Linked DNA regions of Homo sapiens: region 2 is linked to region 1. Evidence: read pairs that join two places in POLR2A ChIA-PET (ENCODE). Cell type or tissue: MCF 10A. All regions are shown on one strand.

Region 1 (8,000 bases):
CACTTGTATTAACTCAACTGACAGTGTCCTCTAGGACAGAAAGTGCCAAGGACTGCCCCTCCCTGGCCCCAGTCTGAACTGGGCGCTCACGGCTCATGCGTTTCATGCAAGACGGCACCAGCCACAGTGCATCACAGCCTGATTTAAAATGAAAACGATGTGACTCAAAGCCTCCTTGCCTGTTTAGTTCCAAATCTGACACAGTATAATTAGTAGAACCAGGAAAAGAAAAAATTAAATAGTTTGAAAATGATATAAGTTAAACCTCTATAGTTACCACAGATTTATTCCTACAGCATTTCTAGGTTTTGGAGTATTCCACACCACTGTATTTTTATTTTTCCCAACCACATGTAATACTGTGCTACGATGGGGCTTAGGTTCTCACTATCCCCCGTCTCTACACACAAACACAAGGATGTGGTAGTCAGGGGTCTTCTCGCCAACCTTCTCCCATGCCTTTGGGAGTACAGTTGGCCTTTGGCCTCCGGGTGGAAGGGCAGGGTCTCTGGGGTGGACGGGGGTGGGGATTTCCTATGAAGGGTTCCCCACCTCTGGGAGCAGCCTGCTTGGGGGTACTGCCTGCCCCACCCTTCCTTGAGGGGCAGACTGTTCTGGAAGGCCACGACTTCTGGAGACAGTGGGAGTCTGTTTTTGTTTGTGTTTTTCTGCAGGTTAGTGGTATATTGCTTCATTCGCAGTTACTATGGGCCTTTAAGTTCTCCCAGAAAAGTCCCTGCAAATCCCACCAAATAACTCGGTGGGAGATGTTTGGTGGCATGGATCTGAGGTAAATCTAAGTTTCATAAAAAGAAAAAGGAGATACTATATACACTTAGTATGCGTGTGTCCAGATCTAGTATATGTATATAGATGCATAAATATATATATATATACACACACCTACAGACACGTACATACGTATACATGTGTATATATGCACACATCGATATACACACACATATACGTATGTAGAGAGAATGTCGAGAGAGGAAGTTTCCAGTGACGATATGCGGGAGAAGCCATGTGGTATTTTGCCTCCATGTTAGGGAATGCTGTGGTTGGGGCTGCTGGAGCTCCAGCACTCCTCTGGTCGTCTGTTGACACGCGAGAGGTCCGTGGGATTCCCATGGCTGGACGTGAGCTGCAGCCAGCGCCCGGGCCTCAGCTCTGCACAGACACACCCTCCCAGACGGACCTCTGCCCTCCAAGGCCAGGGTCACTGGGAAGCACGTGGAAGCCACCAAGGCCACCCTGGGCCGTGGTGAGCCACAGCGGGCCACGGCGGCGCGGCCCATCCTGCAGGTCACATGGTGCCCGACTTGTCCGCTGAGCTGTTGGGGAACATCTTCTCGGTGGGCGTCACGGCCGGGCTGCCCACGCCCGAGCTGCTGCTGCTGCTGGACCGGTGCTGGACCACCGGCCGCACGGGCCGCATGGGGGGCGGGCGGAGCTGGGCGCCAGCCAGGCGGGCGGACAGGGCTGGCTTGAAGGTGGTCATCATCTCGGTGGAGGAGCTGCTGCTGCGGCGCATGGCGGCATCGGGGTCGCGGATGACGATGGTGTGAAGGGGACTGGCGGGCTCCGAGCTGACGGGGCCTGGCGGGTTCTTCAGGGGCTCCAGGGTGTCCAGCACCACATCTGGCGCCTGCTTGACCGTGTTCTGCCTCTCGAGTTCCCGCAACTCGTGCAGAGCCGTGCTCATGGTCTTCTCGATGTCCTGGGGACAGAGGGAGCTGGGGTCAGCACAGTCTGGAGACCTGGAGTCAGGTCCTTCCTGTCTGCTAAGCAGCTTCCCTTCGTAGGCAGGTTCCCCAGAAGCCTCGCGGCAGGGATGGAGATTAAGTCCTCAGGATGTCTTATAACCACATGGGAGAACCAATGTGGATATCCCCTGCATGCTGCCTTGCACAGGAAATAGATTTCATAAGGGCAGGTCAGACTACTGATAAAGAGGGCAGGCTCTGGAGTCAGACAGACACGGATTCAAATCCTGGCTCTGCCACTTCCTTGCTATGTGACCTTATGCAAGTTCCCTCATCCCTCTGAGCCCCCAGAATCCTCATTTGTAAATGGCAGATAATTATAATATGGACCTCAGGGAGTTGATGAGTGCATTAAATGATACAGTCCCTGTGAAGAGCCTGGCCTGACCCCTGGCACAGAGTAAGCACTCAAAAATACGAATGACAATAGCAATAGCAATAATAGCTAACACTGAGCACCAATCCAAACCCTGCCCCCTAATAATTCATTTAATCCTCACACTTCTAAGGTAGGAACTACCTTTATGCTCATGTCACACAGGAGGAAACTGAAGCTCAGACTGGTTAAGTAACTTGCCCAAGGTCACACAGCTAATTAGCAGCATAGCCCAAGTCTGAACCCAGTCAGTTCAGTATTTTTTTAAAAATCCTTGCTCACAGAAAAATTTCTTGGAGATTATGTATCAGAATGTTCACAGCGCACATCCCAGAATAGAGGGACTGCTACTCTCTTCTCTGTATTATAATCAGAAAATTTTTTTAAAAAGTGGAAATTTTAACAGGCCAGAAAAATCTTCTTCTGCCTACATAATTCCCGAGGATGTTATAATATCTGAGAGCTCATCAGGAGGAGAGCACTCTGATTGAGCACTCTGAAGGACTCAGAGAGAGCGAGCCCCCTGCCACCCAGGGCAGCCCGGGCTCACCATGCCACAGGGCAGCTTCCCTCAGCTCCCGTCCCCTCATGCCCAAGGTGGTGCTGTAGCTGGAAGGCAGCATTTAACCCAAGAGCCCTGGGACAGGCCACAGGGCCCCGGACTTTTGAGTAAAAAGAATCTGTGGCCAGTTGCTGGCCGTGTGACCCTGAGCAAATCTCAATCACTCTGCACCATATTTTGTTCATCTATTACAATCCCAGACATTTACTGTGAATATGGGGTGAGATAATGGATGTGATGAAGCTTTGTAAACTGCCAGGTGGTGGTTTTCAAAATCCTTCTAGCCCAAGAGCCCCATGGGTTCCCATGACTGTTGACTGGGATGCCTCCGCATCCGACAGACATGAGAGGACCTGCTCAGGCTCAGCTGAGCCACAGCCCAGCTGGCTTGGCCATCGAGGGCACCATGAGGGATACTGCCTAAGCCACCACTGGTAGGTGCCGTGCATAACCTCATGGAGGAATGATGACTATTAAGACAGGCTTGCTTTATTGCAAATCCTAAAAAAAATAAATAAAAAGTATGAGTCTGGTGAAACAGATGGTGGGGTTGGAGCCTGGAGATGCTGGGGCCGGCCCCTTTCTGCACCCTGGTCTTTTACATTCTCTCCCTCCCCTGTCTGCAGGTGGCTTCCTGCCTGCCCTAGGCCACATGGCAGGCTTCAATCTGGCTGGGGTCAGGGCCCAGAGCTCTTGCTCCCCGCATTGTCACAGCCTGTCCTTTTTGTTAGGGGACTATGGATGTCTGGCTAATGGCTAATATTAGCTTGTACGCTTCTCCAGGATGTTTCATCCGTTGCCCCAGAACACCGGCAACTTTAAGAAAGGGTGTTTTGTGCCTTATCCAAAAGGAGGCGCTGTGGGGGCAATTTTCTGCAGGAAGGGAGGGAAGGCAGACCTCTCCCCATCTCTGCCATGTGCCAGCCCTGCAGTGACACAGCCGGCTTTCCTGGAGCCGAGCCGCCCTATCATCAACCACTCCGCTTGAAGGAAGCCCCCTATTGACCTCACTACTCTCTATTTGCTCTAGTCCAGCATGAGCTGCATGGTGAAACTTTAACACATAAAATGTAATTACTGCCCCTCTACCACCATCCCCACCCGCCCCACCACTCTACCCCAGCAGAGTAAGCAGAAAGACAGGAAGTTCAGAGAAAGATCAGCTGAGTTGTTTAGGCTGCAGCCTTGCATTAGTCCGAGAGGTGGCGCTGTGAGTCTCCAGAGCTGAGCGGCAGAGAGGCCCTGGGAGACAGAGTGGGGACCGTGATTGCTTTTCATCTCCTCCCCAATTCGATCTTCCCACTTTGGATGGTCATGTTGCAAGTTCCCCAAACAGCCTCTTTAAGTGGGTTCACATCTAAATCCTAAGGGACATTTTGAGACCAAAGAAATTTGGGTCACTCGGCCTACTACCTGGGGTTCTTCAGCTGCCACTCCCCTTTGCAGCCTGCAAAGTCAAGGGCTCATCAGAGCCAATGCTGAGGCTGGAAACTCTCCAGTGGCAGTGGGTTACTTACATATCATTTACTACAATTCCCTATTTGACCTCTGTTAGTGAAAGGGGGTCTTGGATGGCAGCTGTCAAACTAGACAGGGTGCAGATCCATCTGCAAACTGAGAACACATGCAGCAGGCCCCAAGTGCATTCCAGGGGCAGGTCGTGCAAAACGCTCCATGAATAAAGGTCACAGAAGTCTGGGATATGGGGCATGCCCTGTTTTCTTTCTTGGAGATTCACAGTGCACATCTTTTAAAGCAGCAGTCCCCAACCTTTTTGGCACCAGGGACCGTTTACGTGGAAGACAATTTTTCCACAGATGGGGGGTCAGGAGGATGCTTTCGGATGAAACTGCTCCACTTCAGATCAGGCATTAGATTCTCCTCAGGAGAGCACTACCTAGATCCCTCACATGCGCAGTTCACAACAGGGTTCACGGCCTGTGAAGATCTAATGCCCCCGCTGATCTGACAGGAGGCAGAGCTCACGCAATAATGCTGGCTCCCGCTGCTCACCTCCTACTGTGCAGCCTGGTTCCTAACAGGCCACAGATCCATCCATGGCCCGGGGGCTGGGGGTGCCTGCTTTAAAGGTTTTATAAGTCTTACAGAGAAGCCACTCAACTTTGTCAGAGCAGCATTCCCCAAACCTTGCTGACCACAGAACATGTATTCCCTACCCACTCCCTAGCATCCTGTGGGACTAATCTGCTGTGAGAGCTACTTTTAGAAACAGTTTTCTAGACTGCATTTGATTCTTTATAAATGTAAAGGGCCCTGGGGCAGGCCTCAGGCCATCCTCTATCATAACTGGTAGAACTTTCTAGACTGGTAGAGTTTCCAGATGATGGTGGGTGCTAGGGTGATGTTTCCTCAAGTATGGGGGGGACCAGCAGCTGGCATGCCTCCTCGGAAGGCACTGATCTTCAGGGACCCCTGGGAATGGGCATGGGGCCAAACTAGAGCCTGCTGGTGTGAACAGGAGTACTCATTGCTAGGTGAGCTGTTTCTGTGTTGTGTATTCCCTGGGAACCCTGCCTGGCCTCCTCTAGAACACAGCTCATGACTCCCTGCCCTTCTTCCTTCTCCTTTTGAACAGCGATTCAAAGGCTACTCTCCACAGTAAAATTCTCACAGACCAGAAGGTTCTGATTGTCTCTGTTACCTTATGTGGGAGAGAACACTAGGGAGAGGGTACATAATGGGCCCCCACACCAAATTCCAGAGACAAAAAAAATGGAAACTTCTCAAAATATGATAGAACTGTCAAAAAACCCATGAAACCGGCTATGCAAACTGTTAAACAAATCACAGTTCTATTCATTTGGCAAATGTAAAAATCATATAGATTTTTCATCCAAATACAAAACAAACAAACAAAAGCCAACCCTCTAAGCACTTGAGAAGAACCTGGAACATTCTTCTCTTGCAGCTTCGGCTATTTAGCTCTGCCCACCCTTTGGGTCTCAGGTCAAGTCCTCTCCAGAGAAGTCTCTCCCTGCCTAGGTGCAATCCTCACATTTTAGGCTCTCAAAATACTTTGGACCATTCCTTAAAGGCACCCAACCAAACAACTATTTCACAACTGTGTGTGTGTGTTTGTTGATGTCTCTTTCTTCTCTAAACTGTAAGCTCCATGTGGGCAGGGCCTGAGTCCATTTTAGATCTCCATTTTACTGTTGGTGGCTAGCATGGTGACGGCCACATGATAGATGCTCAATCAATATTTGCCAGTGAATGAATTGATGAATGAAGAGAGAAATGAATGAATGAGTGAATGAATGAGTCAAAAACTGAATCGTATCATTTTGTGTAGTGACCTGCCATTACCCCAGCCCCATAATCTGGCCAATGCCCTCTCCAGCCCTGGACACTGGGGGTGTTCAGCCTCTATCGGAACCCTAGCAGTGGCTGCTCCCAACCAGTCTCCACTCCCACGGGAAGCCCAGCAAGGGACGGGGAGGCCACTCACTCTCCTGTTCTCTGGCTTAGCCATGAGCCTGGCATAAAGGCCAAGGTGGCTCCCCGCTCCACGGATTCCCACCCGCTGCCCTCTGGGGCTTTTGGCTGCCCAGCCTGCCTTCCCGCTGGCCCTTACTTCTGCCAGGGCCTCGGCCTCCAGGGACTTGTGGTCCCCTAGGCTGCTGTGCCTGGTGGAACCGCAGGTCGACCTCATCGAGTGCCCTTCGGAGAGCGCCTTCTTGTCAGGGTAGTTGATGCTGCCAGCGCTCCCGAACGTCGCCATCCTCCGCTTCTCAGGGCTCTCGATCCTCCCCCGGGTGAGGGGGATTTTGTGGGGGCTGCTGGGGCAGGCAGCAGCCCGGGGTGGTGTGTCTATGCTGGGGCCCAGGCCCCGGGGCGGGCTGTGTGTGTCGCCCCCGCTTCGGCGTCTGGGGATGGCTGCTCCATCAGATCGTAACCGCACTCTGCAAAGGAGCCAGGGGGCGAGGGGCATGGGGCAGAGGTCAAGCCTGGCAAGTCTCAGAATGGGTGAGTCAACCCCATGCCACACACTACACGCTAGTCTAAGGAGCGGGTACAGTAAAGCCTCATTCAGCCAGACCCTACAATTCCATAATGAAAGAGCTGGCTCAGCACACAGCTCAGCAGCAGGGGGAGGTCTAATCTGTAAACATGAAAGCATTTGGAGCACGGTGCTTCCAGGCCACAGACAGCTGTGCCGCCAACCGCAAAATGCATCTGGTCTACATGCTAAGTCAAGGCCTACAGGATTCCAACCCTGGAAACGCTTTGGTGATGGTTAGTTGGGCTCATGATACCCTCTGAAGCAGTTCAGACTTTTCCATGATTCTGAGGGGCTTCTAATTGGTCTGAAGCTTTGAGGCTTGACTGTACCAAAGTTACCAGCACCCTGCAAGCACAGTTGGGGTCCCCTGGGAACTGAAGACACTCTAACGTTGCCACCCAACCCCCAATCTCCCCAGAAGAGGGCTCCTTCTGCGAGGCTTTTTTGGATCTTGGAAAACTAGTCATTCAAGAGTAAACACTGCATGGCTGGACAGCCCTTTTGTGCATTTGGTACCTTTCCCACTTCAGGGAGGCTCTGGTGTGGTGAAAAGGGGATTAGGTTGTGTTTCAGGAAGGTGAGTTCTTGCCCTGTGTCTGCCGCGTGCTTTCCTGTGTCCTCTCTCAAGCCCACTTTATTAATCTGTGAAGCGGGTTTAAGCAAGATCCTTTGCCCACCCTTTACCTTTGCTTCAAGTGGGTTTGAAAGCACCTTGAAGATAAGAGGTTCTATACACAGGAGATTTGGCTGCATCCTACAGAGGTCACCAAGAGTCTGAAGGGCTAGAAGTGGTGAGGGGAGAGGGAGAGGGACCGTGTGTTGGGAATGGATTATGACTAGGGACCACCAGTGATTCAGATCCTAGTGCCACCAGCCAAGCTAAGCAGTGCTTGTGGGTGCCCCAGCAGGACCAAAGCATAGGTATTGGAAAGGAAGCAGTACTTAGAAAGAAAGAACAAGAACAAAGGAGGTGAGGGCGGGGGACAAGGGAGAGGAAAAGAGAGGCAGAAGATATGGTCCTCCTAGAAGTCAGGGGACCATAACTTCTTTGTCTACCTACGCCAGCCTTCCACTTCCCTGACCTTCTCAATTCCACCACAGTGCCCCGAGCTATCTGCTGAACTGAATGGAATTTGCAGAAAAGAGGCATCAGGATTTTTGCTGAAATAAATTCATAAATTGTGTGTTCCCACTGTGACTGATTTTTTTGGGGTCTATCTGCAAATACCTACATGTGTGGGCTGACCACATGACCCCTCCACTGGAAAAAAC
Region 2 (8,000 bases), 100 kb after region 1:
GAATGCTCAGGCAGACAGCCCTCAGCTGAGAGCACCCTACAGGGATGGCCTCAGAGGACACAATGACACCAAGTATACACCTCCTTCTCAGTGTAGTCCTTGCCCAAAGACTGATCATTGTGGGGCAGAGAGGTCAGCCTCTTCCTGTCTCAACTCAGACAGCTCTGAGGAGTCATTCCATCTTCAGAACTCCCTGCTTCTACACTGTTGGTGGGAGTGTAAATTAGTTCAACCATTGTGGAAGACAGTGTGGCAATTCCTCAAAGATCTAAAGTGAAAAATACCATTTGACCCAGCAATCCCATTACTGGGTATATACCCAAAGGAAATATAAATTGTTCTACTATAAAGACACATGCATGTGTATGTTCATTGCATCACTATTCACAATAGCAAAGACTTGGAATCAACCCAAATACCGATCAATGATAGATTAGAAAAAGAAAATATGGTACATATATACCATGGAATACTATGCAGCCATAAAAAAGAATGAAATCATGTCCTTTACAGATATGAATGAAGCTGGAAGCCATTATACTTAGCAAACTAACACAGTAACAGAAAACCAAATACCACATATTCTTACTTATAAGTGGGAGCTAAATAATGAAAACACATTGATACATACAGGGAAAAACACACACTGGGGCCTATCGGAGGATGGATGGTGGGAGGAGGGAGAGGATCAGGAAATATAACTAATGGATACAAGGCTAAAAACCTAGATGATAAAATAATTGGTATAACAAACTCCCATGACACACGTTTACCTATGTAACAAACCTGTACATCCTGTACATGTACCTCTGAACTGAAAATAAAAATTTTAAAAAAGCTCCCCACCAGGCTGGCTAGGACTTCTAGTAAGGCAGCCTGCATCACAGCTCGACCTTACCCTGCTGCCTCACCTGCCTTCCCAAGTGGCTGATCCAGAGAACACTCCTTCATCGTTCCCCTAGAAGCTAAATTCAGATGTCCCAGGGTCTGCTTCCTGGGGGACCCAATCTGCAATATCTTATTTCCCTATTCCTGCATTTCTGCAATGCAACAGAGTCTGCCACAGAGTACGTGCTCATTAAATATGTTTGCTTGGCCAGGCATGGTGGCTCGCACCTGTAATCCCAGCACTTTGAGAGACTGAGGCAGGCAGATGACCTGAGCCCAGGATTCGAGACCAGCCTGGGCAACATGGTGAAACCCTGTCTCTATCAAACATACAAAAAATTAGCCAAGTGTGGTGGCACACACCTGTAGTCCCAAGGGAGGCTGAGTTGGGAAGATCATTTAAGCCTGGTAGGTAGGGGTTGCAGGGAGCTGAGATTGTGCCACTGCATTCCAGCCTGGGTGACAGAATGAGACTGTTTCAAAAAAAAAAAAAAAAAAAAACCATATATACGTATGTGTGTATATATGTGGGTGTGTATATGTGTGTGTGTATATATATAGGTACACACATATCTACATAAATATACACATATATACACCCACATATACATATATGAAATACATATTATATGTATCTGTATATTATATATGTATACATATATACACACACATCTACACATATACATATAATATGTATTTTATATGTATATATGTATTACATATACATATAATATGTATTTTATATGTATATATGTATTACATATACATATAATATACATATACATATAGGTATAGTACATATGTATACATACTATACACATATGTATATTATGGACAAGGCTAGGAAGTTGCCCAGAGAAGGGAATATAAAATTGAATTTTTTAGTAACTCTTCCCTTAAGAATCTCCCAGTTTGCTGGGGTAGAGTCAAGAACACAATTCTAAGGCAGGAGGCGGAAAGGGCCATACAAGAGTAAATATACATATACGTATATTATGTATGCATATGTAACATACATATACATATAAAATACACATTATATGTATATGTGTATATATGTGTGTATATATATTTATATGTGTGTGTGTATATATATGTGTTTGCTGAATGAATCTATGAACGAATGAAGTGACAGTTCCTCTAAGACTTAGTTTCCTTATCTGTAAAAGTGAGATGATGTCATGGGTCTCATGGAGTCCCTGTGAGCATGAAAAGAGATAACACACATGGCAGCACCTAGCACCATATGAGGCACAGATGAAGTCCCGGGGAAATAGCAGTACAGGCTGAATCAACACCCACGAGATGCCAAGGACAAGGCTAGGAAGTTGCCCAGAGAAGGGAATATAAAATCAAATTTTTTAGTAACTTTTCCCTTAAGAATCTCCCAGTTTGCTGGGGTAGAGTCAAGAACACAATTCTAAGGCAGGAGGCGGAAAGGGCCATACAAGAGTAAAGGATGGTGTGATGTGAGATGAAGTGATGAAGAGGATTAAGGGGATACTTCCAAGGCCTTCTTAGCTTGCATGAATGGCTGGAGACAGCCTTCTAGGCAGGAGGCACGGAGACTGGGGATGGTGAAAAGACTGGTTCATGAAGAGAGAAGCTCGGCCACAGGTGAGCAGGAGATAAGCCTGAGACAGAGGTTGGGTCAGATCACAGAGGCGGATAGAGTACAGGCTTCCTTCAGAGCAGGACTGGGAACTACTGAGGGTTGTTGAGCAGAAGTTTAAGATGACCAGGGCTACGCTTCAGGAAGGTGAAGACACCAGTGAATGGAGGGTGGGATGAATGGGAGGAGCTGGAGATCGGGTTCTTGTATCTCTTCCCCAGGACTGTAAGCCGCCAGAGGGAACCAGCCCAGGCCTCTCTGCTCACCAACTCCCCAGTATCAAGCCCTGGACTGGCCACAGAGTAAATGCTCAGCAAATACTCAATTGCACAAGACTCAAAGGCGTTCTTTCTATTTTTGGCTGGGGTTGATTGGGAAGGGAAATATTCTCAACTATGGTTCCAGAAACTACTGAATGAGGAACTCAAACCAAACTTTTCACCAGGAACAGGAAACCCAAACCCTGTGATCTCCAGCGACACCATACCCAGCCCTTAGGAACCTAAGTGATAATGTATTCGCTCTCACTGCCCACATTTTCCACACTACTTTCATGCCTGCAGGGGTCAGGGTGGCAGGCTGCTTCCTTCATGCACAGGGAGTGTGTGGACAGTGGAAAACGGTGACATGGGGCCAAGGAGGGCTCAGCCATGGCAGCTATGGCTCCTCCAGATTGACGGAGCACAGCCCTGTCTTTCACGCTCAAATAAGCCAGTAAAATGAGGCTGACCAATCTCAAGAGCCAGCCATCATGAATGCAGGGAACCCCAGCCCTGCCTGGTTCCTTTGCCTCTTTGCCTGTAGCTAAAGCCAGTTCAGCTCCCTTAGGGCCAGGCATTCTCTGTCCTGTGTATAGGATGTTTAGGAGCATCACTGGCCTCCACCCGTGAGAGGCCAGTAGCATTCCCTACCCCCAACCCCCAGTGTGACAACCAAAATTACCTCCAGACATTGCCAGGTGTTCCCTGGGGGATAAAACTCCCCCTCTCCTGCCCAATTGAGAAATAGTACCTTGGAACAAGGCTTCCAAGTGGCAGCTTCTCTGGCCTGCAGACATGTTTTGTTTGGCCATTCAGTGCTTTCAGAGCATCTGGATGCTTTCCCAGTGTTGAAAACTCAGGAAATTTCCTGCACAAGTCCTGATTTTCAGCGTCTCTGGTAATTCTAGAAGATCCAGCAATGCCGAGCCCCTGTTTCAAGTACGGTGGCCCCTTCGGTACGGGCTTGTGCTACTGCTGGTCCAGGTGACCACAGTGCCCAGCTTCTCCCTCCACCCAGCCATGTCCTCCGTACAGCCCACAGATGTATTTTAGTTTATGACCAGACACTGGTGAGGTCTCTCAGGAAAGGGGTGGCCTCTTATCCCTCTGTGGTCCATGTTTCACTAGCTTTGATTCCATTTACACGGGTGTTTATTGACTACCCAGTATATACCAGCCTAAACTAGGCACTAACGACACAAAGCTGAATGAGACACGGTCCCTGCTCTCAAGCCTCCCAAAGTGCTGGGATTACAGGTATGAGTCACGGTGCCTGGCCCCATTTGTTGAATACTATCCAAAGTCACTCCCATGTGTTATCTAATTTAAATATTTACAGGAACTGCTATAAGTATTCCCACTTGACAGATAAGTGGGGTGGGCGGGGGGGGGGGGGGGGCTGGAGGCTCAGAATGGCTGAGCAACTTCCCCAAGGTTGCACAGCTAGAAAGTGGCAGAGCCAAGATTCATCTTTTTGATTGGTCTGACTCCAAAGTTGGCACTCATAGCAACTTACTATAATCTGCTTCCTTAGGACCTAGTTCAAGATGCAGACACACAGTGAAAAAAAGTCATCACAATGCTGTAATGGAGATGAGTCCAGACCACAAGGAAAGTACAAAGGAGGCCCTGCCCTCCAGACACCACCTACCTGTCCAATGCACTTTCTTATCACCTGTGCAGAAATCTGCATCTCTGGGCCTTGCCCCAACTTACAAGCAGATCTCATCCTCTTTAGCTACACCTGCTCTGCTAGGAATAAACCAGACATGGTCATGTCTTGCTTCTCCCTTCCTCCTTCTACTAACAGAAGATGAGATGTTGGTGGAACAGGCTCCTGTTTGCCTGGCCACACAAGATCATCAGGCAGGGGCAGGGTCTGACCAGGCTCCAGCTCCTTGCCTTCAGTGATCAGATCAGAGACAAACACGTGTTCCAGGCTAAGCCAATGAAGAATCTTCTTTGGGACGTTTCTCATAACCACACTCTCAGATCATTTCTCCCCGGGGGTTGCTAAAAGGGTCTTCAGGAGTCTTGCACTGCCTGCAGTACCAGGCCCACTACGGCAGACAGCCAGAGCCTTTCCGTCCCTAGATCTAGTGGTGCCTAAACAAGATTCACCTCTGGACTTCATCAGTTTACAGGATCCCATACATTTTCATTTTTGCTTATTTGAAAAAATACTAACGTAATCCATGCTTATGTCAGTCTGTAGATACCGAAATGACCACTGAATGAGACGGCCTTCTGAAAACGCTCCACCAAGCATCAGCTTTCAAAGAGTTCCTGCAAAAGGACTAATTTCCCAACAATTAGAGCACACGCACCCTAAAGACCAGATCCCTGGCTTTAAAGAGTTTCCCACAATGCCGATTACGAAGACCTGCATACAAAAGGAGCTCTGTAAATGCCTGTGGATGAGCTCAGCATTGTGCAGAGCAGTAGGAAACTAGAGAGGAGTAAAGGATGGTCACCCATAACCCTTATTTCTTTGCACAAAAAAAAAAAATCAAGTGAACATTAATTCATGTCAAGATGAAATCAGCTGATGAAGTTCTTGACATACACAGCTCTGAATTAAATCATTTCCTTTGCCATGAAAATCTTGCTCTGTATGATTTGATTTTGTTTTCAATGCAGGGATCATCATGCTTTTTAGGGAAAACTCTCAAAAACCTCACAGTAGGTCCTAAGACTTTATGAGTTACATTTGAAAAGCTCTATTTCTTTTGTTGTTGTTTTTGTGAGATGGTGTCTTGCTTTGTCACCCAGGCTGGAGTGCAGTGGTGCAATCTCAGCTCACTGCAACCTCCATCTCTTGGGTTCAAGGGATTCTCCTGCCTCAGCCTCCCAAGTAGCTGGGATTACTGGCATGCACCACCACACCTAGCTAATTTTTGTATTTTTAGTAGAGACAGGTTTTCACCATGTTGGCCAGGCTGGTCTTGAACTCCTGACCTCAGGTGATCCACCCGCCTCAACCTCCCAAAGAGCTGGGATTACAGGCATGAGCCACCATGCCCAGCCTGAAAAGCTCTGTTTTTAAAGGGCGTGTGTCTATCTCCCTCAAAATAACTCAAAGACGGGTCATTTCCAGAGCTAATGTCATTCTCTATGTCTAAAAAAAAAATACCATCTTAAAATGTTGAGTTTTAAGAACAAGACCTCTCACACACACACACATACACACACACATACGCCCTTTCATTTCTCCCAATGACACCATCCTAAACAATCTTTTAGAAAATTGTAATGCAGGAGTAAGACAGGTGGCCTTTGTTAACTCTCAGTTATCCGTGCTGGGCCTCTCTTCTCCTGTCTCATCAAACCCTGCGTCAGCCAGCCCCCTGTCTCTCTTTTCTCACTCTTTGCTTGAGTAGATGTTCTCATGTTGGGTTACTCTTAGGGACATTTCATGATTTTCCTAATTCTGGGATTCAAAAACAACAACAGGAAACAAATACAACTCAACAACAACAACAACAACAACAAAATCCTTTGTCTCTTTCAGTCCTAAATGCCGACAGATCCTACCCACTTCTTCTCCACACTCTGGCTTGTTTTCTCATCAAATCACAAAACTTGAGACCCACAGATGTTCCCTATTTAAATACATGATGTATGTAAGCACGGGCCATCTCCCAAAGTGATTGTGTTTTTATTTCCAAAACAAAGGCTTAAAAGGCATGTCTCAGAGGATCAGGCTTCTCCAGCCTGTGCTGGAAGGTCCACGTACCCCTGAACACAGCAGCTCCAACAGTTAACGGCTCACTCCCATTCCTAGCCAGGACTTTGGTTGCCAATAACCGGGCTATCGGCTCTCCATCCCGGCGCCAACCTCTGCTTTCAAACATCCTCCTTAGCCGGGTTCCTGCCCACCCTCTATCCTGATCCTTGTTATTCTTCCCCTCTGCCTCCCATTTTCTTCCTTTCCCTGCTCCTGAACTCATCCCTGTTCTCTTTCCCTTCCCACACTAATTTATGCCTCCTGTTGCTGAACTCCAAATGTTGTCATCTACTCATTTTTCAAGAATGCAGATTCGAGTCCTTAGGTCTTCCTACTGTTGCCAGGGCTGGTATATTGGACTGCAAAGAAGCAGGAAGGCCTTGGAACCACCTGGACGTTCTTGGCAGTGGTGAGCCTCACTCATGCACACCCGGGAGCCCAGGCATGCACGGAGGCAGTGAGTCTAGCACCGTGGCCAGCATTTCCTTTCCCTGCAATTACTCCCAGGCTTACTTTGGGACCCTGTTTATGCTGAAAGCTTCACTTTCAGAACTGCTTTACGTAACAGGCCTGAGGAAGTCCAAGGATACCTCGGAATGGTTATGAAAAGTGACCTGACATGGTCAGGCTAGGAGTTTCTGGATCTCTACGGATAATACTAAATATTATTAATAATGGTAATACTTATTAATAATAAGTCTTAGTACAATTACTACTAATACTATGTGCTTATAATACATACCATTGTGGATAATAACAATAATAGTTATTGTTTCTTGATGTCTTAGCACGTGCCAAGCACAATGCTAACTGCTTTATGAGACAATACCTCATGTAAGCCTAAGATCAGCCCTTTATTCGAGGCACTATTGTTGAACCTATTTTGAAGATTAGAACACAGAGGCTCAGGAAGGGTGAGTAATTTGCCCAAGGCCATAGAGCTAGTGAATGTGATATTCTCAACCAAGCTGCCTCCACTGGGAAAGTTAGCTCTCTAAGCACCTTTAAGGTCTTCTTTCCCTAAACATCTAAAAATAATTCTAAAACATGAAAACTCTTCTGCCTTAGTATAGAAAGCATATTGATATTTACAAGGCTCTGCTTTAGATCATCATAAATGTCAGATAACATACAGTGCCCCGTGCCATTTTGCAGAATCTCCTGTCATCTGTTACTCAATCCTGTCCCACCCTGGCTTCCAAGTCGAGGTAGCTGGGGATGGTGTGGAAAGTTGGGCTGAATCTCTGTGGGCCCAGAACATATTCACATACTCAGGAGTAATCTTTCTTGATTGTGTCCCTGATGTCGATGTTTTATATACATATTCTCTCTCTCTCTCTCTCTCTAAGAGTCACTCACAGATCAGGAACTATGGTTGAGGGTAAGATGAGAGCCTGCATGCATGTCATGGGAAGTGACAGGGCTGTCTTCCTGAAAAGCCAGTATCTATGAAAACCTGAAGCTGCTCAGTTTTGAGAGGCTTTCTCCCTCTCTACATTATCTTCAGGATGAC

Evidence for each region. ChIA-PET counts read pairs that join two places held together with the same protein. Peaks named below come from ENCODE experiments on the same cell type or tissue, not always from the same donor. Only the 100,000 strongest peaks of a DNase experiment are listed, where the experiment ranks them.
Region 2: POLR2A ChIA-PET joins it to region 1 with 5 read pairs; 2 of 35 experiments call an interaction of 5 or more read pairs at or near these places.

The regions. Positions count from the first base shown.
Region 1 is chr3:8,984,213-8,992,212 of GRCh38, forward strand. It overlaps SRGAP3 (SLIT-ROBO Rho GTPase activating protein 3), which reads right to left. Exons shown (of 22, transcript NM_014850.4): 21 at 6,300-6,627; 22 at 1-1,720. The coding sequence ends at 1,307. Among named protein-coding and RNA genes, the nearest start is that of RAD18, 25 kb to the left of the region's middle. RefSeq lists enhancers at 2,832-3,332, 3,333-3,833. In MCF 10A, a CTCF peak has its summit at 3,906; a DNase peak (open chromatin) is centred at 3,929.
Region 2 is chr3:9,085,150-9,093,149 of GRCh38, forward strand. All of the region lies in intron 3 of SRGAP3 (SLIT-ROBO Rho GTPase activating protein 3), which reads right to left. Among named protein-coding and RNA genes, the nearest start is that of SRGAP3-AS2, 100 kb to the right of the region's middle. In MCF 10A, no CTCF peak of the experiment used is centred here; DNase peaks (open chromatin) are centred at 3,532 and 4,012.